5 separate regions of the Homo sapiens genome follow, and all the other regions are linked to region 1. The links are chromatin loops, found by intact Hi-C in ENCODE. Cell type or tissue: mammary epithelial cell. All regions are shown on one strand. Links, peaks and the distances in the headings refer to the core of each region. The heading gives the core; the rest is flanking DNA. Region 1 overlaps GAP43 (growth associated protein 43). Region 2 holds the start of LOC105374051 (a long non-coding RNA gene). Region 3 overlaps ZBTB20 (zinc finger and BTB domain containing 20). Region 4 has its middle 70 kb from the start of ZBTB20. Region 5 overlaps ZBTB20 (zinc finger and BTB domain containing 20).

Region 1 (4,562 bases), core at 294-4,293:
CAGGTTCCTCACTGCATGGTTTTAATGATTTGTATAACCTTCAGTGTCTTCATCTATAAGATAGAGATTAAAATGTTACCCTTAAACAGTTGTGATGAGGATTTAATGAGGTAACATATTTAAAGAACCAGGTATAGAGTAGGTCCTCAATTATTATCATTTTGCCTAAGTTTTCTTCTGATAATCTGAAATAATCACTTTTGATCCTCATACTCTCCTCTCCCCATATGAAGATCCTCTGGGCAAATCTTTTTTTTTTTTTTCTTTCTTTCTTTTTTTTTTTTTTTTGAGACGGAGTCTCCCTCTGTCGCCCAGGCTGGAGTGCAGTGGTGCAATCTCAGCTCACTGCAAGCTCCGTCTCCCAGGTTCACGCCATTCTCCTGCCTCAGCCTCCTGAGTAGCTGGGACTACAGGCACCCGCCACCATGCCCGGCTAACTTTTTGTATTTTTAGTAGAGATGGGGTTTCACCATGTTAGCTAGGATGGTCTCAATCTCCTGACCTCATGATCCACCCGCCTCGGCCTCCCAAAATCCTGGGATTACAGGCATGAGCCACTGCGCCTGGCCCCCTCTGGGCAAATCTTAAAATTGAAGATGGTAAAAGCATGGATAATCTGTCATCTTCCTACAGGTAAAATAGTGGAAGAAATTACTTCATCCAGCAAATAAAGAGAACAATGGTTTCTTGGTGACCCAAAGTAAAGTATTTCAGAGTACTATTTTGTATTCGAAGTAATACAAAAGACAAATATATTATTCAGTGGATACTGCAACAATAGACAGAATTGCAACAAACATGAATTTAGCCAAATCTCTTGCTTGGAGGCCTGCAGTGGAGGAGAAATATCAGAGCGATCTTGGAATCGGACCTATCTATGTTTGAATCAAAGGTCCAGTCCCTAACCAGCTCTATGCCATTAATTCAGCGTCAGCTTTGTCATTGTGAAATAAAATATCCTCATTGCTGAACTTGGTGGTTGTCGGTATTAAATAGATCATGTGTAAAAGGTGTCTATTATGGTATTTTATTGAACACACAGTAAGTGCCTAATAGAAAGTCACCATTGTTCCTGTTCCTTTCAGCTGAAGCTATTGGGGAACTTTCTTTTTCTTTGGTACTACACCTGATTTTATGAAGGAAATTAACGTGCAAATAGGACATGATTTATGGCCAGCAAGAGAGACACATAATGATTTGCAGTCTCTTTTGGGAGTCAGAGTCTATTCTATTTGGCCTACCTTGTAGCTCAGCAACATTACCAAGTCCTTACATTATCAGTAATGATTGAGCCTGGAAGTCAGCCAAGGTTACCAGGTAGTGATGTTAGGGTTAATTTGGGCTTCATGTAATTTGTCCCTCAGAAACTGCAATCTAGGGATTCAATAGAAAAGGTTGGGATACCTTAAGGGAAATAGCTAACACACTCTTTCCAGGTAGATACCAGCTATAACTTGTCACATCTTGTATTTCAATCCTACAGTCTTAGACCTAAAAGGAAACTTAAAAATTGCCTAAGCCTGGGAACTGGATGGGCTTCAGGAGGGTTCTTTCATCTCCTAAGATTATTTGCAACATGTTATACTGTGTGTGCATACGGATGATATTCTTGGCAAAATGACCTTGTCTTTCATCAGATACTCTACTGGGACCACTGCACAAAAATATTATGATGCACTATGCTTGAACAATCTCCAGGAGAAGTTGTGTGTGCCTGTGTTTTAATGAACGATGAAGCATGTTCTGGGATTCAGTTGCATGGTCTGGCCATGGTCCCACAATGAGTTAGCATCAGAATAGAGGAGATAAACCCAGATATCGCAAGGACTGTATTCTACTGTCATTCAATTAATTTGTACTTATTAATACGTATAATTTCCACACTACACAGGCATTGTGAGGGATGTAGATTATAAAAGTGAATATCTGTTGTCATGGAAGTTACAGTCTGGATGGGGAGAAAAGTAAGGCTCTTAAAAGAAAACAGAAACAAAAAAGACTCAGTACCAGTATAGAACAAAATAAGTCTGTGACTGCTTGCAAACTGCAGTCTGTAGTTGTGGCAAAGGAATTCAGAGACCACGATAGTGGGTAGGGTCTGAAGAAAAGAAATGAGCATTATGATGAAGCATTGGTGAGGATACCGGCCTTAGTAGTTTGTGCCAGTGAGGAGAAGGTAGGGTATGTTGGACCTTGAAGTGGTCGGAAGTTTTCAGTCTTGGTCCAACAGCAAATAGAGGGTGGTTAAAGTTTTTACTTCACCATATTATTTTTGCTCCCAGAATGACTCTGATGTCTCTATGAAGTGTACACAAAGCACAATCCACACTTATGAATTCAGTTCAAAGATATTAATATTATTTCAGCATACCTGTTAAAGTGACTTAACAATCTACTTGTAGACTGAGTTTTTGGTCATATTCGAAGGACCAAAAAATCAAAATTGATTTAGGATTAACTTCAAAATAGGACCCAATCACAATAGTTGTTCCTATTGCACTGCTATGCAGTTTGCCTGGGGTCATTTCTTCCTGGAGAGTGACGCCTGACACGCCTGCCTTCCACTCAGCCTCCACAGCTGGGAACAGAATTACACTGGTGCCCTCTGCTGGGATGAAATGGGAAGTTGATCAGGAAACAATGGTGTCCTCGTCTTTTCAACATAGAGATGGAGGTGGCGATTCCAGGCCCACTGCAGCCTCCAGGCTGGATTCATTTAGTGTTCTCTCCAGGCCTCCCTCTCAGGTGTCTTCTTTGCATCATACCTGAATTTATTAACCAAAGGGAGTAATTGGATTTTTATTGTAAGAAGGTTGTCAGCTAATTTTTAAAAGTAGTCCAAGGAAATGCTGCCCCCTTTCCTCTGACAATTTGAGAGCTGGGCCCTGGTTTCAACACACAGGGCTAGTCATCTTGGGTGGTGGCTTGGCCGTCTTGCTAGAGAACAATACATATTAAGAGCCACGGGGAGACTCTGGGACCATTTAAAAAAATCCTGTTAAATTATTATTATTATTATTATTTATTTTAACGGTGAGGAAAGCACATTGATATTCATTGCTGATTTTCTTGGCTCAAATAAACAGCATTAATGCTATGGTGTTAAATTCAATTTAGAGTGTCTACTCTGGTGTGCCTTTGGTACCCTGCTCAGCTGATTTTTCTGCTAGAGGTGAAAAAACATTCAGTTGTAATTAAGAAAGGGGTGGGGGAGTGCTGAGAAGGAAACCGAAAGAGAGAAGAGTTGTGAAGTCTCATGTGTGCAAATTGGTAATGGACTTCTAAAATAAAATGATGGGGGCTGGGGCGGGGCGGGGCAGGGGAGAGGATGGATTGAAATGATCCTTTCCTGCTCCCCACTTTTATTTTATTTTATTTTGTTTAGGATCAATAATTTGGACATGGAGGTCTGCTGCTGGTTTCCATAACAACCTGGCTTATTGAAAAACTGCAGGCTCCACGAATCCCCAATTATCAGCCTTCCAGGGCTTATTAATGGAGTTGAGCATCCCAGTGAGGCAGGCAGCTCATTGCTGGCACGTGCCCGGTGGGCTGGCGGAGGGTGGAGGAGATGGGAAGAGGAGATGTGTGGTGAGACAGCAGCCATTTGTCCCCGTCACTTGCAGGGGAGGGGGGAGCAGTCATTCAGGAGGCTGTGAGAGCGTCTCTTGAAACCCTGAGTGGCTGCCGCTGCTGTTACAGGCAGCCCAGAAATCGAAGCATAGCTTGTTTTTCCAGCTCCACCCCGAAGCCATCTATCTGGAATAAATCCTTATGAATATATCACAAGCCCTGTATGTCTATTGAGCTTCTATAATTAATCGGGCTTTCCTCACAAAGACAATGGTGACTCTATATTTCTAATATTAACTCAAGCCTTAATTAAAATGTGAAGCCAACCTAATGCATATTTGATAGCTTTGAATTACTCAGTCTTTGGTCTGGCTTCACTTATTAGGCCCTCGCCATAGAATAATTACAATAGCAACAATAATACCGATGATGATCAAAATACAGATAACATTTACTTATCTTGTGCCAGGCTTTCTGCTAAAAGCTCCACATGGAGTTTCTTGTTTAAGCTTCACAATGATCCTATGATGAGGGATATCACTGTCCCTTTTTTACAAATGAGGAAACAGAAGCAAGAGAACTTAAATGACTTATCTTAGGCCACAGGGCTAGTGAGTATATCAGAGTCTCATTTCTGCTCCCTTTCCATAATTATTTTTTATTTTTCAACATGCGTATCCTCAAGATAGAAAAGGAACAGCACATTTACAGTAAATTTTGTGCTATCCAGTGTTAATTGGGGAATGAAACATTCTGGTTTATCAAATATTTTGATTAATAATTGCTATTCATGTCATGATTGGGTTTCCAATGGGAAAGATCTGGGATATAATAAAACATACACAACATTAGAAGTATAGTAATCATTGTCATAAAATGCTTCAGGATCATTATACAAATGCGACTTTTTATTGTAGTGCAGAAGTGTTAGTTGATAAAGACTTCTGTTTGACAAAATGCCAGTTGAACTGTTTTTATAGCATGGAAAT
Region 2 (4,562 bases), core at 154-4,153, 260 kb before region 1:
ACACTGGGTCTAAGCTGATGTTGGTATCCAGGGACCTAAAACACCATTGAGCCCTCAAAGCAGGATATAGGGACCAATCGATAAATGGAGGCCTGGCCCAGTTCCATTTCACAGTGAGTTCACTAGGTCTATGGACTCATTAGATGATTATTTCTCTGGTCCTTAAATGTAAAATTGAAATAAGCATACTTGGTATTTGGGAGAACTGCTGTATTTGTTCTTTGGCCTTTGGACTGGCATATCGCTCTACCAACTGGTAAAGATGACAGTCATATCTGGGAGCAATCGAATGGATTAATTAGTGGTACCATATCCTCCATTCAAATCACCAGTCTAGATTCTACAAAACAAACAAACAATAAAAAAACAGACTTTTGCAGATACTAAGGGGGTAGTATCCCTAATTACAACTGCTGTGCTGAGGTGCCTTCACTAGAAGACATTAACACAGCCTCATATCCATGATATGTGGTCATTGATCTGAAAAATGTGTTTTCATTTCCATCCTTTTCAGAAAGAAGAATCAGAAGCAGTGTGTGTTCATATGGGAAGGGCAGCATATAATGGTTTTGCCCTGTGCTATGTTAACTAAGGCTCTTTTTCCTGTAGAACATTATCTTGGTCCACTGTCTCAATGACATCATGTTAATTGGACTGGATGAGGAAGAAATGGCAAGTGCATTGGAGGTTTTGGTAAGACACATACATGTACTCCAAAGAACAGAAGATGCATCTAATGAAGATTCAAGGACCTGACATATCCGTTTTTAGGAATATAGCCATTTGGGACATGCCAGAACAGCTTTTTGAAAGAAAAGGACAGTCTAATGCCTCTCATATTGTGCACCCCTAAGAAAGAAGCACAGCTTTTTAAAGGCTTCTTTGGGTTCTAGGGACAGCATATTTCATACTTGGAAATACTGTTTCAACTCATTCGCCAAGTGACACAAAAGATTACCAACTTCATTTGAGACTTCAAGCAAAAAAGAGCTCTGCTACGTGATTTGCCACCGGAACTTGGTAGATGGAAAATATGAGAGCTCAACTGACCATGCAGCCAGAACTGCCCATCCTAACTTAGGTATTTCCAACCTCCATCAAATCATAAGGTTGAGCTAAACCAATAGCAATCCACTGTAAGATCGAAGTGATATATCTGGAATTGGGAATTGGCAGAGACAAAAGGCAGAAGTTAAGTTTCAGAGGGCACGGACCTCCAAATAACCTACCATTGTTATGCTATCACCTTTCCCTAAGCTCACCCCTGTTATACTGTCACCTTTCCCTAAGCTCACCCCTGTTATACTGTCACCTTTCCCTAAGCTCACCGTTATACTGTTGCCTTTCCCTATAGCCACGTAGGCATCCCTTTTGACTGACTGACAAAGGAAGAAAAAGTTACACCTGGGTCATGAATGGGTTGGCTCTCTATGGGGGTCCAAGCTGAGAAAGCACTGTTGCTACTCTACAGTTCCACCTTTGGTGTGAGTAGATATTCCATAATATTTCTGTAAACCTTCTGATGGTGTCCCTGAGAGACAGCAATGAGGAGTAACACTCTCAATGTTTAGAGGATCAGATGGTCACAGCCATTTTTATGGCTGGAGGTAAGAATAAATAGGAACTTACAGGAAGTAACCTCTCGTTTGGCTGATTGGATGGGGGCTTGGAAGAAGAGCGATAGAAAGATCATAGAAAAAAAGATCTGGGAAAGAGGCATGTGCCTCTGCCTGTGGCTGTAGATTGGAAGTTTGAATATCTTTGCATCTCATGGCACTGCCCGCAAGGAAACATTCACCAAGAATGAGGCATTAAACAGCCGTGTAGACAGCATGACTCAGCCAGTTGATGTCATCAGCATTTCATTGCCCAATGCTGGCCTGATGGATGCATGAAGAAACTGATCATTGCTGAGGGATGGGCTCAGTGGCATTTGTCCTCACTAACCAAGGCTGATTTAGGTATTGTTCTCCAACTCCATCTAGCTGCTGATTCCCCAAATTGCTAGCAAAAGAGATCATTACTGAGTCTCTGGTACAGCAAAATCCCTCAGGGAAACCAACCAGCCGCTCAGTGGCAAGTTGATTACACTGGAACCTTTCTATCCTGGAAAAGGTAGTGATTCATCTCGACTGGAAAAGTCACATATTGTGGTATGAGTTTCCTTTTCCTACCACAAGGCCTCAGCTAGCACCATCAGAAGAACGGAATATCTACCCACACCATATATGGTGTAACATAGCCTCAGACCAAACAACAATGTTGTAGGAGTGTACACATAACCATGTATCTATTGGTTCTGTTACATTCTGCACCACTCTGAAGTTGCAGGTCTGAAAGATAATGGAATTGACTTTTGAAGGAGCAGCTTAGATACTGGCTTGCAGATGATACCTTGCACAGATGAGGCATTATCTTTCAGGATGTAATATATACCCTAAATCAAAGACCCTTTTACAGTTCTATTCTCCAGTGGGTCCAGGATGGCTCTACTTATCATCACTACCAGTGAATGACTCAGTTGAGAAATGTTTCCTCAATAATGCATGTTTTGGTTCTGTGGATTCTAAACTAGGTTCTGGATTCTAAAGTGGAAATTGTTTTACCAGGGGGCCCAGTAAGAGTCCCATTAAACTTTAAACTATGGCTACTGTAGGGTCATTTAAGTTTCTTCATGTCAAGAGTCCAGTAAGCAATAAAAGAAAACAATGTTGGTAGAGGTAATTGATTCCGGCCATTAGGAGGCCATCCTCCTAATGGCCTCCTAGGGGTACTCAGTGGGGTCTGGAAAGCATAAGTTTGGTTGTCAGGTTATCTACTGGATCATGTCTTGATACTTTCCTGATTTTTTCAAGAAATGGACAAGTACAGCAGCCACAGTATGGTGTGGTTACCAGAAGCCTAGGCACTCAGGGATGACTGTCTGGGTAACCCCACCAGGTAAGCCATCTAGATCATCAGAGGTGCTAAATTAGGGTCAAAACAATCTGGAATAGGTTGCAGAGGAGGGAGAAAATGAGTTTCAGTTTCAGCTGTAAAACCAGCTATATTGGCAAAAGCTATATATATAGTTCATGCTACTCATCTTTCTTTTGTAAAGTTTCCCAGAAAAAGAGACCAACCAGAAACTTGAAGGAGTTCTTCCCAGATGGAATAAATTTACCGTGTGAATCACGTGAATCCAAGGGATGCAAGGATTGGCCTATACTGGATTGGATGCTCTGGTATACTACTCAGATTTCCTCTTCAGAACTAATGCATTTATCCCCCAGCTATGAAATTGTTGGCTGCTGGCAGTCTATAGCTAATGCAGTCACTGGAAATTATCCTTGGTTGAAGGGACCTAACTTGTCCAAGTCTACACCTATTTCCAGGAATAGTTCAATCCATTGACTTGTTGATGCAGGACTACACAGGTCAAGCCTTCTTGTTTTGATGTGGACAAATCTGAAGGGATATCCCAGCTCCAGACCTCGCATAGGTCTGAGCTAAAGAGACCTCATAGGTCTGTGTCAATTTCTGTCTTTACCCAGTCCTGCTTCTCTCATTCCTTTATAGGTGTTGTTCTGGAACTTCCTAATAAACCAGCTGCATGCAAATATCTGCCTCAGAGTTTGTTTTCTAAAAAGACTTCTCCTAAGGTAGAAGGAAAACTCTCCCTGCTTCCAGGCTTTTGAACATGCTAACTACTAGGAGTATCCTCGTCCATCCTCCTGAGCTTTACCTAATCCAGTGACTTCTTTTGATTACACAGAATTCTCCCCAGGAGTCTCTAAAAGACAATAAAACCAGGATGTAACCCTTGGAAGATTGATACATAAGAGTAGGTGGGAAAAGAAGTAGGTACAAGGATAGAGGGAAAGATAGGCTGGAGATGAGAAAAGTTCCCTTAAAACGTTGCAGAACCAAGAATGCAGGCATGTCAAGGTGCTGATGTGCCGAAAGGTTAAACAGTAGCTTTTGACTATGGGTGTCACATTTTAGCTGTCCTCCTTCCTCTACTTCAACCACAGCCTTTGTGGGTGGCCAATAACCTATGTTATGACCTTTCACACTTAACCTTTAATAACCACTCTCTTTGTAGTTGGAATAATCAGATTCTCTCTCTTCCTTTTCTTGAGAATTTGATTTAGGAAATGTGAAAATGGCAGAGTTAGCAGTGGAAGAAGAGTTGAAAGAGACTATGTAGTTAACCATGCATGAGGTTGAGCCTAGGCAATGAAAGCAGAGACTGTAATGTAAACTCAGGTCCAACAAATGCAAGTGGCTTGGAGAGGAGGTTGAAATGGATGGGCAAAGAAGTGGAGGCCAAGTGAGAGACAGATTCATATAGTCCATGAAAATGTAGCAGGTATGAAGTGGGGGCTCCCTGAAGCTACCCTCTCTCTAGTTCTGCTTCCAGCTCCAATTAATGTCTCGGTTGTTATAACAGACTCTCTTCTTCTTCAGATAACCTGAATAAGACATTGTTCTTTGTGATTAAGGAACCGAACTAAAACAGAAGCCAGGGGAAGAACACATGTTTTCTTTCTCCCAATCAATGCTCTCTCTACTGAATCCTC
Region 3 (4,562 bases), core at 402-4,401, 860 kb before region 1:
GGTTCAGCACATCAGTGCAGTATTAAGGAATCAATTGTTTCTCCAGAGTCAATTATTTTTAGAAAAATAAGGAAATGTGACCTATCACTGAAAGTCAGTATGTAGAATTAAACTTGGCCAGTTTTCTTCCTCGCTGGGGTCTTAATTTTTTCAACTGTAAGATAAATGAATCAGACTTGTCAGTATCTATGATCACTTCTAGCATTAAAGTTTTCTAGTTTTAAGATTCTAAATACCAACACTGTATGTTGAGGAATAGCAAAGTAGGAAAAGAACTGGGAATAAAACTATCACTGAATTATTAACTTTCCAACAATCAAAATTCTGTAATTTTGCCTTTAGTTGCCATAAACAACCACCTCACCTTCTGAATATCAACAATAATATGAATGAAGGAAAGGTTGTATACTAAGGTCACAGGTGGTATGGTTGAGATTAAAGCCAAGACTGAGAGTATAGTAATGAATTGAGAAATGAATCATACACTTTTGACCTAATATGTAATATGTCTTCCCAAATCGTCATTTTTATACATTCATTTTCAATGGAAAACAACAACTTGAATATCTTAGAGGTTTTTTCCCCCAAGAAAGACATCAGGCTGTAATCTCCCCCCACAAAATTTAATACAGTTCATAGCTCATACCCCTACCGGATAATCCCCAAAATGTCTTGTTCCTTTTTCAAATTAGACATCAGCATTCAGTATAACAATTAATCAATGCCAACAATGTTCCATATGCTTTATTAGCATTCATTCACCGAATCCTTCCATGAACACTAGGAAGTAGGTACTAATAAAAACAGAAACAATTTTGAAGTACAGAATCTCAGAGGTGGTTATCAGTAATTCTAGAATATCAGTCTGACATATGGGTCCCTCCACTTTTTTTCAGTGCACAACGTGAACACTGTGTGGCACAGTGTTTCAAGAATTAATGTTTGATTTATATCAAAGCATTATGTTTTTTACTTCATCTTAATAGTAATCACAAGAGTGACTTAAGCCTCCTACATGAAAGCAGAGATAGAAAAAAGATGACCTTGGAAGTTACATATTTTCTTTTCCTGTAAGTATGAAGACATGTCTATAAGTTATTAGAACCATAAAAAACCAAAAAACTAATAAGAATAAAATTGTGAAAGAATATTGAAACCTCCTTAATAAGCAGGTTCTTGTAGGATATTGAACAAGGTATGTATGTTGTAGCCCTGATGCTATATTTGTGTCATGCTGAGCAAGCTACTTAACATTTAGGTGCGTAAGGGTTTTTTTCCCTAAAGTGGGAGGATTTAGATCTCTAAATTCCTTACCAATCATAATTTTAGAGCAAATTATCTATAAAGTCAATTAATAATTTGCCTTGCTTCATGTATTACATAATAGTTGCTAATCAAAATGAATAGTATTATACTCACAGCTTTAACTAACTTATAGCTAAGATCAGGCTTGCTTTGTAAACATCTCTCTAAAAACTCAGAAGTCCATGAATACTAAGACTTTTTACTCCTCCTGTAATTTTTGACCTCTACTGGAAATCTCACCTGCTACCCCTGACCTCGAATATTGCAAGTATTAATACAGTTTCTGTATATAGTGTACTTAAGCCAAAAGTCAGAGGCATGAGAAAGGTAAAGGCCGGGACAAAGGTACTACAATTCAGCTACACACTTGTAATGCTTCCCATTAGTTCGTTAGTTATATTAGTTCCAGAAACTATTTTAACACGGTAGGCTGATACTGCAAGCAAAAACAAAAATCATGAGAACAATGAAATAGTAGGTCTTAGCGCTTAAGCATATCTACTAGTAGTAATACTTGACAAGCAGCCCACCTTCTTTGTGATCTGGAAATGATTTGATGATAAAGCCAAATTCTAGAAATATAACTGCTATCTTTTGGGAGATCAAAGGTCATGTGAGGGGGAGAGCTAAGGTCAAGAGCAAGCCCCTTAAGCCTACTCCAGAAATTTCACTAGAGGGTGCTCTTGGGCTTTCATGACTTCTCAGTTCTTCAATAAGAACCAAGTATTGCTTAGATAATATATTCTGCCTAGTATAACTTGGACTCCATCATGGATCCCATATCCAATACTTCAATATAGAATTAAAAGATATCTCCAGCAGACCCTGGGCCTGGTTTTTTATTTTCCTGTGTAATTTCCTTGTTTCTACTGATAGTACACTTGTGAGTTTCACAAATTTAAGACAGGTAAGAGATCTTAAGAGGTCTCCAAAAGTCTACATTCTATTAAACAACCACAGAAACTTCCTAATACATCAAAGTAAGATTAAATGGGGATTAACTGATAAATCTATTTTTGCAAATATATGTTTTACAAACATATTTTAATCTTATAATAGGTTCATAATTTATATACCTATTGGAAGAATTATTATTCCATAAGATCTGTAGAGAAAGTCTGATTGTCAAATAGAATAAATTTCAATTATTTATATATGTATTATTCATATGTCTCATGACATCAAATATTGAGCACCAAGTAAGTACTGAATAAATATTTCTTGACCCTTTATTGCACATACATATTTTTATAACACGTTCCAACAGGATGACATATAATTAAATTTTAATCTCTACACCATATGTTTGAAATTTTTTCTATAAATGCAGTTTCACCTTTCTGGAATTCACGTTTAATGACTTATTCTGTTTATTTCTAATGATAATCGCTTTTTATATACTTTCCATTTTTGCTACGTTTTTAAGAGAAAATGAAACATGGAAATTGTTTTGTTATGTGATTAACTTTTTAATGTTTCTATTTGTTTATTAGAAGATTAAGAAGGTTATTTATTTCTACATTAAAATATTGGCAATGGCATATATCAATGCATAGTGATTTTCTTAAGAATTGCAATGAGTGACTCAGTAAAATTCTTCTTCACTTTCAGGATGTAAAGAATTATGGCTACTAGCCATTATGCAGGGTGATGTTCTTATCACACATAATTGAAAACTCAATAGTTTTAGCATCTTTAGGGTTGACAGTAAAATTCTGAGGTTGACTATGGAATGCTAAGTCTTTGAAGGCACTTCCAATTTGGCTAAACTTACAGTTTCATTATTCCTTAATTGAATTAAGTTTAAGTTTCTCTTAAAATCAGCTTGAGGCTTTTGACAAATTAGAAATTTGGGTCCTGAATAGTAGCCCTTTACAATATATGAATCTGCATAAAGATGTGTTTTAAATGCCTATTTGATAAAAAGATAAGCCTGGTCACTTATGGATTCTAGCTCCTTTCAACATCCTGCATGGATTGCAACCAGTGTGAAAAATTGGGGATCTTTAAAGTGGTCTCAGATCTCTTATAAAGCAGTCACCTGGGCTCTTAAACTGTATGGTGCTTCTCAAAAAGGGCTCCTTAAGTATCCTATCTGATGTATGTTATTCCCCAATTCAACTTGCAAAGGACAGAGTCACCAGCATATATTCAAACTGTATTTCATCCAAGTGGGTTGTCAATAAGCTTAAATCACTCTATGAAGAACTGGCAAAATTCCCATGGATACTGTGAAAATAAAGGGAATCAATGAAGAGATATAATTATTTTAGTCTCAGATTTAATTAATTTGTGGGAGAGGTCATTTTCTCTCAAATATATTCAAGTTTCTTCAAACACAGGTCAATGTTTGCCAGCTGATAGGAAAAAAGAAAACATTTAGTCTGAGTTTCCCACGTTTATATTAATCTCTGTATCACAGCTAAATAAAATGTTTCATAAATCTTCATATAGGCAAAAGAGAGTTCAAGCTAAGGCAGAGTAACAAGTATTGCCAATAGAAAATAACCTCTTAAGTACTGTTTCTACTATTTCCTGTTCTAATTTTTCTATTGGAGAGAATGAAACAAAGTAATTTCACACCTGGTTTTATGAATCAGCTCACTAAAGATTCTAGGTAGAAGTTACACGGGAGATGCAAGTATAACTTCATTATTTTACAATTAGAACACTAAGACAAAGAAAGAATAAAAGTGGCGTGCTATCCCATGCCATGCAGTTAGCATATGGCAGGTCTTACTCAGAGTCCCCAGTTCCTAATCTAGTGTTCTTTCTACTGCAAAGGTTTCCAGTGCTGCTTGGTTTTTCATAAAGGATCTGTATATCATGTCAAAATTTCATGTTGACTTTCCTTGAAATTTCAGAGAAAAAGAAGGCAGTATAAGAAAAATTACTCTTCATTGTCTAACTCTTCAAGTCAGACAGCATTCCTATGTGCAATGATCCTCGATACAGTCTAGGTCAACTGATCTCTATGAGTTTTCATACTCATTAAAATGTATGCATCACAAAGTACAATTAATGTTCTCACTGACTTTAGGGACCTTGCATGTTTCATCCGTTCCCTAACCTATGCCATCCTGAATCCAAGAGGCACCCTGTATTTCTCTGAAAGTCAGCCCAGCATGAAAATACTGAAATAAGAGTGCAGGTGTACTCTTTGCTTTAAGAAGACACAATAAGCCAAATTCTGAACTTACCAAACAGACAAATTATGGGGTGATTATTCACATTTTAAAAGGATTCACCACAGGATG
Region 4 (4,562 bases), core at 310-4,309, 480 kb before region 1:
GTTTGGAAGAAGTTGATTCCTGTCCTCGTGGATGACTTTGAGGAGTTCAAGACTTCAGTGGATGAAGCAGCTGCAGATGTGGCAGAAACAGCAATAGAAATAGAATTAAAAGTAGAATCTGAAGATATTTCAGCCAGATTTGCTGCAATCTCGTGATCAAACTTGCATGTATGAGCAGTTGCTTCTTATGGATGAGCAGAGAAAGTGGTTTCTTCAGATAAAATCTAATGGTGATGATGCTATGAACATTGTTGAAATGACAACAGAAGACTTAGAATATTACATCAACTTAGTTAATCAAGAAGTGGTAGGGTTTTAAAGGATTAACTCCAATTTTCAAAGAAGTTCTACTGTGGGTAAAATGCTGTCAAACCTTATCTCATGGTGCAGAGAAATCTTTTGTGAAAGGAAGAATTAATGTGGCAAGTGTCATTGTTGTCTTTTCTTTATTATTATACTTTAAGTTCTAGGGTACATGTTCACAACGTGCAGGTTTGTTACACAGGTATACATGTGCCATGTTGGTTTGCTGCACCCATCAACTTGTCATTTACATTAGGTATTTCTCCTAATGCTATCCCTCCCCCAGCTCCCTACCCCCTGACAGGCCCTGGTGTGTGATGTTCCCCTCCCTGGGTCCATGTGTTCTCATTGATCAATTCCCACTTATGAGTGAAAACAAGGGGTGTTTGGTTTTCTGTTCTTGTGATGGTTTGCTGAGAATCATGGTTTCCAGCTTCATCCTTTTAATCACAAATGATTAAAAATTCATTTGTGATTAAATCCCTACAAAGGACATGAATTCATCCTTTTTTATGGCTGCATAGTATTCCATGTTGTGTATGTGCCATATTTTCTTAATCCAGTCCATCATTGATGGACATTTGGGTTGGTTCCAAGTCTTTGCTGTTGTGAGTAGTGCTGCAATAAACATACCTGTGCATGTGTCTTTATAGTAGCATGATTTATAATCTTTTGGGTATACCCAGTAATGGGATCACTGGGTCAAATGGTATTTCTAGTTCTAGATCCTTGAGGAATCACCACACTGTCTTCTACAATGTTTGAACTAATTTACACTCCCATCACTGTTGTCTTATTTTAAGAAATTACCACAGCCACCCCAACCCTCAACAACCACCACCCTGATCAGTCAGCAGCCATTAGCATCAGGACAAGATCCCCCACCAGCAAAAGGATTACAACTCAGATGATTACTAGCATTTTTTAGTTAAGGTTTTTAGATGTAATTCCATTACACACTTAATGGGCTGTAGTATAGTGTAAACTAAACTGTTTTTTTTTTTTTTTTTTGAGATGGGGTCTCACTCTGCTACCCAGCCTGGAGTGTGGTGGCATGATCTTTGCTCACAGCAACCTTTGCCTCCTAGGCTCATGCCATCCTCCCACCTTAGCCTCCAGCGTAGCCAGGACCACAAGTGCACACCACCATGCCCGGCTAATTTTTGTATTTTTTGTAGAGACAGGGTTTTGTTATATTGCTCAGTCTGGTCTTGAATTCCTGGGCTCAAGCAATCTGCTCACCTTGGCCTCCCAAAATTCTGGTAATACGGGAGTGAGCCACCATGCCCGGCAGTGTAAACATGACTTTTATATGCACTGGGAAACAAAAAAATTCATGTGATTGCTTTATTGTGATATTCATCTTATTGCAATATTTTATTTATTATGGTGGTCTGGAATTAAACCCACAATATTTCTGAGGTATGCCTATGCATTAGTTTTGCTTGTTTTTGAGTGTTATGTCAATGGAATCATACAGTATGTTCTCTTTTGTGCCTAGTTTATTTCACTCAATGTTATGTCTTTACATAGTGTGACAAAGTTTTTTTCCTCTTGTTTAATTTTTATGTTTTAACTTCTATAACAGTTCAGTAATAGATGCATATAATTTATAAATAAGCCAGGGATGTGTGCATAAAAGTTTGCAGTTCTTGGGTTAAAGTATGGCACCATTTGTGTGAATGTCAACTTTAAATCCCAGATAGACTCATTAGCTTTTTAAAGAGAGAACTACTCACAACTACAGACTATGATGACCTCATCTAGGTATTTGTATTTAATAAACATTTATTTATGAGAACCCACTATGCACAAGTGTTTGTAGGCACTGTGAGAGTTACACAGGCAAAATAAAAAGATGTAGCTCGGTCTTTCAAGGAGTCTATCACTGGTGGGAGAAACAGTGCAGTAAACTCATATGATCACTCCAGACAGAATTGAGAATCTACAAAAGAGACACAACTAAAATGATATAGAAGCCTGGATGAAGGATGACCAATCTTCCAAGAAGCTAGAAAAGGCCCCTCGAGACTTGTACTAGATAAACTTTGAGCCCCTTTATACTTTCTAGCTTCCAATATTTAATCAGATTTCTCATTACAGACATAGGATCTTTATTCTCACTGTGCATTGCTTTATGTTTCAGGTTTATGGATACACGGTATATATTGTGCTCAGTCAAAAGGGGGCAGCATTCACCCTTCTTCTGAAAATCAGAGACCACTTTGGCCACATCTCTTTCTTTCTAGGAAAAGAATACTTTTACCAGATAGCGTTTCAGAACATAGATATAAATTTTAAGCCTCTTGTTTTAATTGTTTGTTTATAGAGATAGCAACTGATTTGCACCTTCATGTCACAGAGCCCAACATATTGCACAGGTATAAATGAAGTCAAGCTGTCTCTGTGCCCAGTTTCCCTTATTTCTGCCTTTGTCCCTTGATTGGGCGTGGCAGTCTTGCTCAGACTCAGATTGCTAAAGGGCGGTGGCTGAAATGAACAAAAGGAATCAGACCTTTACTCTTAGCCTGAGAAAAAGATTGCCAAGGGAAGCTTGGGGAGAAAGCGCAATGCTGAGTGGTTGCATCATTGTTTTGACTACCTAATGCTTTTTTTCTCTTCTGACTGTTTATCCTTTTTAAGCTTCTGTTTATAAGCATAACAATTATATGAAAGGTAAATAAGTTACATGCACTACAGGGATGTATGACTGTGCTCTGTCTTGGCGGCATTCATCTCTTTATTAGCCAAGTAACCTTTACAGTTTAAGTACTACACAGTTGCTGCAGTCCTTTTCTTGCTGACGCAGTAGTAGAGGCAGTGGTGGTGAAAACTGAGAGAGGTTTAATGCTGAAGGTCTCAGACTGTGTATCTCTATGTCTATGACCTCTAACCACCAGACCAGCAGATAACTGATTTCATTTTGTTAGTGAAACACTGATTTTAATTGCTGACTTATACAGCTTCCATGTTATACTTGATTGGTTTTGAGAAAATCAATGTTGATGGCCAAAATTCCAAATTAACTATTTCTTTCTAGATTTAATCATACTGTATACAGCCCTAAATTGCCCTCTAAGCGACTTAAAAAAAAATTGAAGAGTAGAGCTTTACCAAATGTCTCTGAATGATAAAGGAAGTTGACCCACCCTATAATTAGCTTTTGTAAATATCAAGTCAAAGGTCAGAGCAAAGGTCATCTGTTTTCTTTCTTTTGTGAAGAAAACAAGGGATTGTAGTCACTATGACTGATTTCAGAATAGTAGCTAAAGATGAAGTCATTGCTTTCTTTCAAAGCAGAAATTGTAAAATTAAATAATTTGGAATAATCACAGAAATAATTACATTAATATGAATAGCAAATAGCAGGTGATAATTTGTGTAGCATTTACAGATACTGTGACCCTTGGTTTTAGACCTTGTGCAGTGTTTTTCTCTGTCAGGTACATGATGCTGGGAGAGCAGCTCTCTAGGAGACCTCTGATGACATCATGTCACTGTCCTCTGAGGCCACAACACAGCTGCCATGCCACACACAGGCTCAAAACACACAGTGGGGCATAGCCAAAAAGTTCACAAAGTAAAGAAATGTCAACTTTCTACGTTTTAGCATTCATTTGCCTGCATTAACCAACATTGTGCAATATATAAAGTCTAAAGCCCATGTGAGAGATAAGACAGAATTATTTGCATTTCTGCTGAAATTAAGCATGATGAAGTAGAAACTTATTACTTTTAAAACCAAAAAATGAATCTAAATATGTGTGTATCAATCAAATGATGAGTTAGGACTTCCTCATGAACTGGAGAGGAAAATTAGATGACCAACTATCCTGGGTTGCTAGGGACTGAGAAGGTCTCCAGGATGTGACATTTTCAGTTTTAAAATCAAGGCTATCTTAGGCAAACTGCAACAAGTTGGTCACCCTAACTGGAAGAGATCTTTTTGGCTATGCTGTCCAATTATCTTATTTTGCAGCTGAAGAAAATAAAGATTATGGAAATCATAAGATCCCAGCAGGATTATTTTTCTCCCTAATTCTTGTCAATGTCTTTTCTTTTCCTAGCTTCTCAGGTCATGTATTAAACTTAGACCACAGGATCATGCAAATGGCCCCTATTAGGTGGGCCAGGGGGTGAGCACCTAGAGTGCTCCTAGAGTGGAGGGATGGCTCCAAGAGTGGCTGTCCTTCTTATATCTGAAGGTGACTTGGCTGACTGTGGGAATGCCTGGCTATCTTCCAGGAGAGCCGAGAATG
Region 5 (4,562 bases), core at 196-4,195, 650 kb before region 1:
GTATCTAGAATGAGGGAGATGACATTCCCACTCTCATCAGCAATGGTCAGATGGCATGATCAATACTGTGATACATGACCCAGAAGCACAATAATATCCTAAGAAGGGGGAAGAGGAAGGGTGAAAGACTAGAATCATAACATATTTGGAATGGTAGAAAGAATCAAGGGTATTACATGTTGACTATGCGATTAGGAAAACAATCGGGATAGAAAACGTTTCAAATGTTTGAAAACTTCAAATGAGATTACTCTGTATGTTCCCAAGGCATATACTATTAATAAAATGATGGGTTGAGAATACTAGATACAGGTTTCAACTCAAAGTAAATAAGAACCTCTTAACATCAGAATTGCTCACAGATGACGTGTTGCTTGAAATATTAGTGAACATATTTCAAGCAGAGACTGGAGGTGTTTAAAGCAGTTTTACAATATGATTCTATTAGTCTTCTCAAAGCTCAGAATTAAAATATTTAATAATGCTGAGTGGTGGATGTTTTTACAGTGTGGCCTGGAATCTGCAGTTATCAACCTACAAGTGTCTGATTTTTATTAGCAAAGTATTAAAAAGTTGTTCATTTTCCCAATTTAAGAAGAAGTTTATGCACTGGACATTGCTTTTCAAAAGTTATTTTTTGAATAGTGGTAACCAAAGGTTGGGGCTTGCGTAGTGGGGAGAATGGGGACATGTTGGTCAAAGGGTACAAAATTTCAGTTAGGAGATATAAATTATGGCCATCTATTTTACAGCATGAAAACACATAGTTGGTAACAAATAATGCACTACACACCTGAAAATTGCTGAGGATAGATTTTAAATGTTATCACCATACACACACATATACATACACACAAATGATAAGTATGTGAGATGATAGATATGTTAAGTAGCTTGATTTATTATTTCACACTGAGTATATATATGTTAAAACATCCTTTGCTCACCATAAATATATACAATTTCATTTGTCAATTAAAAATAATAACAAAGTTACATATATAATTTTTTTTATTTCAAGTGGTATGGCTTTATATAATGCTGAATGACTCACTGACTGATTGAATCACTGTCATTCATTCAACAGACATTTATTCAGAGCCTGGTATGTGCCAAAGACTGCAAAGTGGCATACAAAAAGAAAGAATAAGACAAAGCCTATGCTTATAATATGTCAGGGTAAGTAGACACCCAAAAATAATCATTTTCAAAGTTTAAGATCTTATTCTAGAAGCCTGTGCTCTGGGAGCACACTGGAATGGCATTTAACTTTCCAGAAGAATCAAGGAAGACTTCACTGAGGAGGTGATATTTGAGCTGGGCTTTAAAAGATTAATAGGATTTAACTAGATAGCAAGGGAATGGAATGATATTTCAGGCAGAAGAAGCATTATGTACTCAGAGGCATGAAAGTACATGGTGTGGTTAGTGAAAAAGGCAAGAAATTTGGTAAAGCTGAAATGTGAGGTATAAAGTATGGAAAGAGTGAAAATAAGACTGACAAAGTAGATCATGACTAAATATTTGGGGTCAATATAAGCCATGCTAAGGTGTTTGGGTTTAATCTTGGGCACAAAGAAATGTTTTCAAGTAGAAAGGTAACATGGTTACATTTGCATTTTAGACAATATATGTGCATCATGTGTGAGAAACTCATTTCTATAAATACTAGTTTTTGCCTTGAAACATTTCAGGGGGAGTGGAATCCTCGAGTTACTGGCACCAGCAAGGGTAAATTAATGGGCACTAGATGGCGGCATAGAGTGCCCAATTCTTCATAATATCAGTTACTATTTCTGAGCCTGTATTTTTGACTTAAATAATTCCTTTATTCAAAAATCCCATTAAATGAATATGCACTATTTAGACTGATTGGCATGAAGTAATAGACTACTGTAAGGGGAACACGCATTTTTTAAAAGAGGTAAAGCCCATGTTGGTGCATGATGGAAAAGGCAGTTGAGGATTATAAAAATATTTGGATAAAATTAAAAATACAACTTTGAGTTCAATGGAATCTTAAATTTCTCTTGCAGAAGTTGCCATTCGTCTTTAAATAATAATACATATATGTGTAAAACACCTAAACTTCATAAAGTCATGTTATATTCACCATCTGTCCTCTTCTTCAATTACCACCATTACCACATGGACAAACATTACAATTCACATTTTACAAGGAACGAAACTGAGGCTCATGTAAATGTTTTTCCCAGTTTATATGGTACAGTTAATAAATAATAGTACCAAAACCAAAACTCTAGTTTTTTTATTACAAATCCAGTCTTTGGTTCACTTTGTCATGTTTCACAACTGAAAAACAATTGGGAACTAGGACAAGATTAAGACAAGGAAATGATAGAACCAAATGATTCTAATGCCATTCTGTGATAAACAGAGAGCAAATACTGTAAATTGGATTGTATATTCATTAAGCCCATGGTTTCTGACAATTATTTTGGAAGAATTTACATGTCAAAGAAAATTATGACCAATATTTAGTTATACCAAGGAATTTACATTGGAGAAGCTCTATATATTTTTAATGTTTGGTTGATAATATGTTAACAAGATGATTAGTAAGAAACACAAAAATAGTTTGTAACTTAAGATGTAAAAGATTCCAAATAACTATAAATTCCCTATGGAGAAGCCATCTCTGCCCCATGTCATCATGCCTTTAAAATTAGACGCAAAAGTTTGAATACTCAACAGTAGAATTGTTTATTTAGTAGTGTGGAAGGTCTACCTCTGTCTATTTCCTGAGGGAAAGCGGCTATAATGAGCCTGCCTGAATTATGAGAATAAAGTTTTCCTTTTTTAAAGAGTTTATTCTAACAGATAGGAGGTAACTTTTATTTCTGCCTTCCTCTCTTGCCACTCCATCCCCAGCTAAGAATCCAATCCCTCAAGAGCTGTCATCGTTTTTGTTGTTGTTGATACTCTCCACCAAGACAAACTAAACCAGACTGAGACCATGCCATTTTAGCATTATGAAACAAGAAAGAAAGCAAAAGTCACCAACAGAGCAATACAGGAATTTGAGATGTACAGAGGAACTGAAAAAAGAGGAGCTGATAGGAGCATTCTCTTTCAAAGCTCAATTTAGTGTTCCAACTACTTAAAACCCTATCACAATATACTCTATGCCATCAGGGAAGAAAAATGCCAATTTTAAAACATTATTTTCACTTTTTTATAAAAGGTAAAACATGTTAAGGTCCATACGTAAAATCTTTCCAACACATCAGTTCATCTGCAAATTAGTAGCTGAAGTCTGCTCAAACGCAGAGGAAACTTCCATTTAGGTCTTGAAAAAGAATAGAGCTCATTTTAAAACATCTTTATTTATTTGTGCAACAGTGAGTTTAGAAACAAAGTATCCAGTGTATTTTCCTAGAGTTAAAAAAAGAAATATTTTTATTGAGTACATTCCAAAACAATTAAATATTCTCTTACCCCACCCTTTTCACCAACTGAATAGTTTTCGTTTGACTTTGAATTACCACCCACTTACTGATTTACAAACTGGTCAAATTCAGCATATATACCCACACTCATACAAAATGCATTTCAGGTTTCCCTTTTTGGATTAAAAACTAAAATTTTATTTTACAGTGAGAGCTAATTTGTTAGGTAAGACACAATTAAACCAAGAAAGATAAATCTAAACTTACTTACTTCTTCCAAATTTGAAAATTGTCCATGAGATCTTCACCAATAAGCTACATCTTTTCCATGCTTTATGATCATACCCCATTTTTTGTATGCAAAGAAGAAAGGGGACTAATATCTTTGATCATAAGTGTTGAGATCCTAAATTAAATCTAAGATTTGGGGCCTTATTAATACAAAGGGAGAAAATAGTTAACTGAAGATGTCATTAGTAAAAATTTTCATTAACTTCTATCTCTATAATTTCTGGCCTTTCCAGTTTTCGGTTGCATCTTTCTAGAAATGCATGTCCTTTTCCTAGCCTTAGCTCTGAAAATATTGCTTCTACCCATAAAATGTCATGTTGATAATGCTTTAAATATTGAACTATAAAATTTCTATATCAGAATTAATGAGCCTATTTCATGTTTTAACACTGAAAATACATTCTAAGAGTTTAGAACTTCTTTAATAATTTGTTTAAAAAGTAGTTGAAGGCCAGGCATGGTGGCTCACACCTGTAATCCCAGCACTCTGGGAGGCCAAGGTGGGCGGATCACTTGAGGTCAGGAGTTTGAAACCAGCCTGGCCAACATGGTGAAACCCCATCTCTACTAAAAACTAAAAAAAAAAAAAAAATTAGCCAGGTGTGGTGGCAGCCGCCTGTAATCCCAGCTACTCGGGAGGCTGAGGCAAGAGACTCGCTTGAAACCAGGAGGCAGAGGTTGCACTGAGCCGAGATTGTACCACTACACTCCAGCCTGGGCAACACTCAGCAAGACTCTGGTCTCAAAAAGAAATAAAATAAAATAAAATAAAATAAAATAAAATAAAATAAAATAAAATAAAATAATAAAATAAATAAAAGTAGTTGAAACCAGAAAAAAAGAGATCATCTAACATATAGG

Evidence for each region. A loop is a pair of places that touch in the nucleus more often than their neighbours do. Peaks named below come from ENCODE experiments on the same cell type or tissue, not always from the same donor. Only the 100,000 strongest peaks of a DNase experiment are listed, where the experiment ranks them.
Region 2: it touches region 1 in a loop (14-fold over the local background); 5 of 110 quality-filtered maps call a loop at or near these places.
Region 3: a loop joins it to region 1, with 19 times the contacts of the local background. A loop is called at or near these places in 25 of 110 quality-filtered maps.
Region 4: a loop joins it to region 1, with 21 times the contacts of the local background. A loop is called at or near these places in 96 of 110 quality-filtered maps.
Region 5: it touches region 1 in a loop (7-fold over the local background); 17 of 110 quality-filtered maps call a loop at or near these places.

What each region holds. Positions count from the first base shown.
Region 1 is chr3:115,690,486-115,695,047 of GRCh38, forward strand. All of the region lies in intron 2 of GAP43 (growth associated protein 43), which reads left to right. Among named protein-coding and RNA genes, the nearest start is that of GAP43, 69 kb to the left of the region's middle. In mammary epithelial cell, for the core only: a CTCF peak has its summit at 2,594 (motif pointing left); a DNase peak (open chromatin) is centred at 2,606; H3K27ac peaks cover 632 bases.
Region 2 is chr3:115,435,019-115,439,580 of GRCh38, forward strand. It overlaps LOC105374051 (a long non-coding RNA gene), which reads left to right and starts at 2,596. Exons shown (of 3, transcript XR_924352.3): 1 at 2,596-2,720; 2 at 2,856-2,940; 3 at 3,101-3,599. In mammary epithelial cell, for the core only: a CTCF peak has its summit at 1,975; a DNase peak (open chromatin) is centred at 1,893; H3K27ac peaks cover 1,468 bases.
Region 3 is chr3:114,825,737-114,830,298 of GRCh38, forward strand. The region is part of intron 4 of ZBTB20 (zinc finger and BTB domain containing 20); the gene reads right to left. Among named protein-coding and RNA genes, the nearest start is that of ZBTB20-AS3, 45 kb to the right of the region's middle. In mammary epithelial cell, for the core only: a CTCF peak has its summit at 1,969 (motif pointing right); no DNase peak of the experiment used is centred there.
Region 4 is chr3:115,215,265-115,219,826 of GRCh38, forward strand. No RefSeq gene overlaps it. Among named protein-coding and RNA genes, the nearest start is that of ZBTB20, 70 kb to the left of the region's middle. RefSeq lists an enhancer at 2,219-4,118. In mammary epithelial cell, for the core only: a CTCF peak has its summit at 2,489 (motif pointing right); a DNase peak (open chromatin) is centred at 2,777.
Region 5 is chr3:115,039,127-115,043,688 of GRCh38, forward strand. The region is part of intron 2 of ZBTB20 (zinc finger and BTB domain containing 20); the gene reads right to left. Among named protein-coding and RNA genes, the nearest start is that of ZBTB20-AS4, 59 kb to the right of the region's middle. In mammary epithelial cell, for the core only: a CTCF peak has its summit at 1,745 (motif pointing right); no DNase peak of the experiment used is centred there.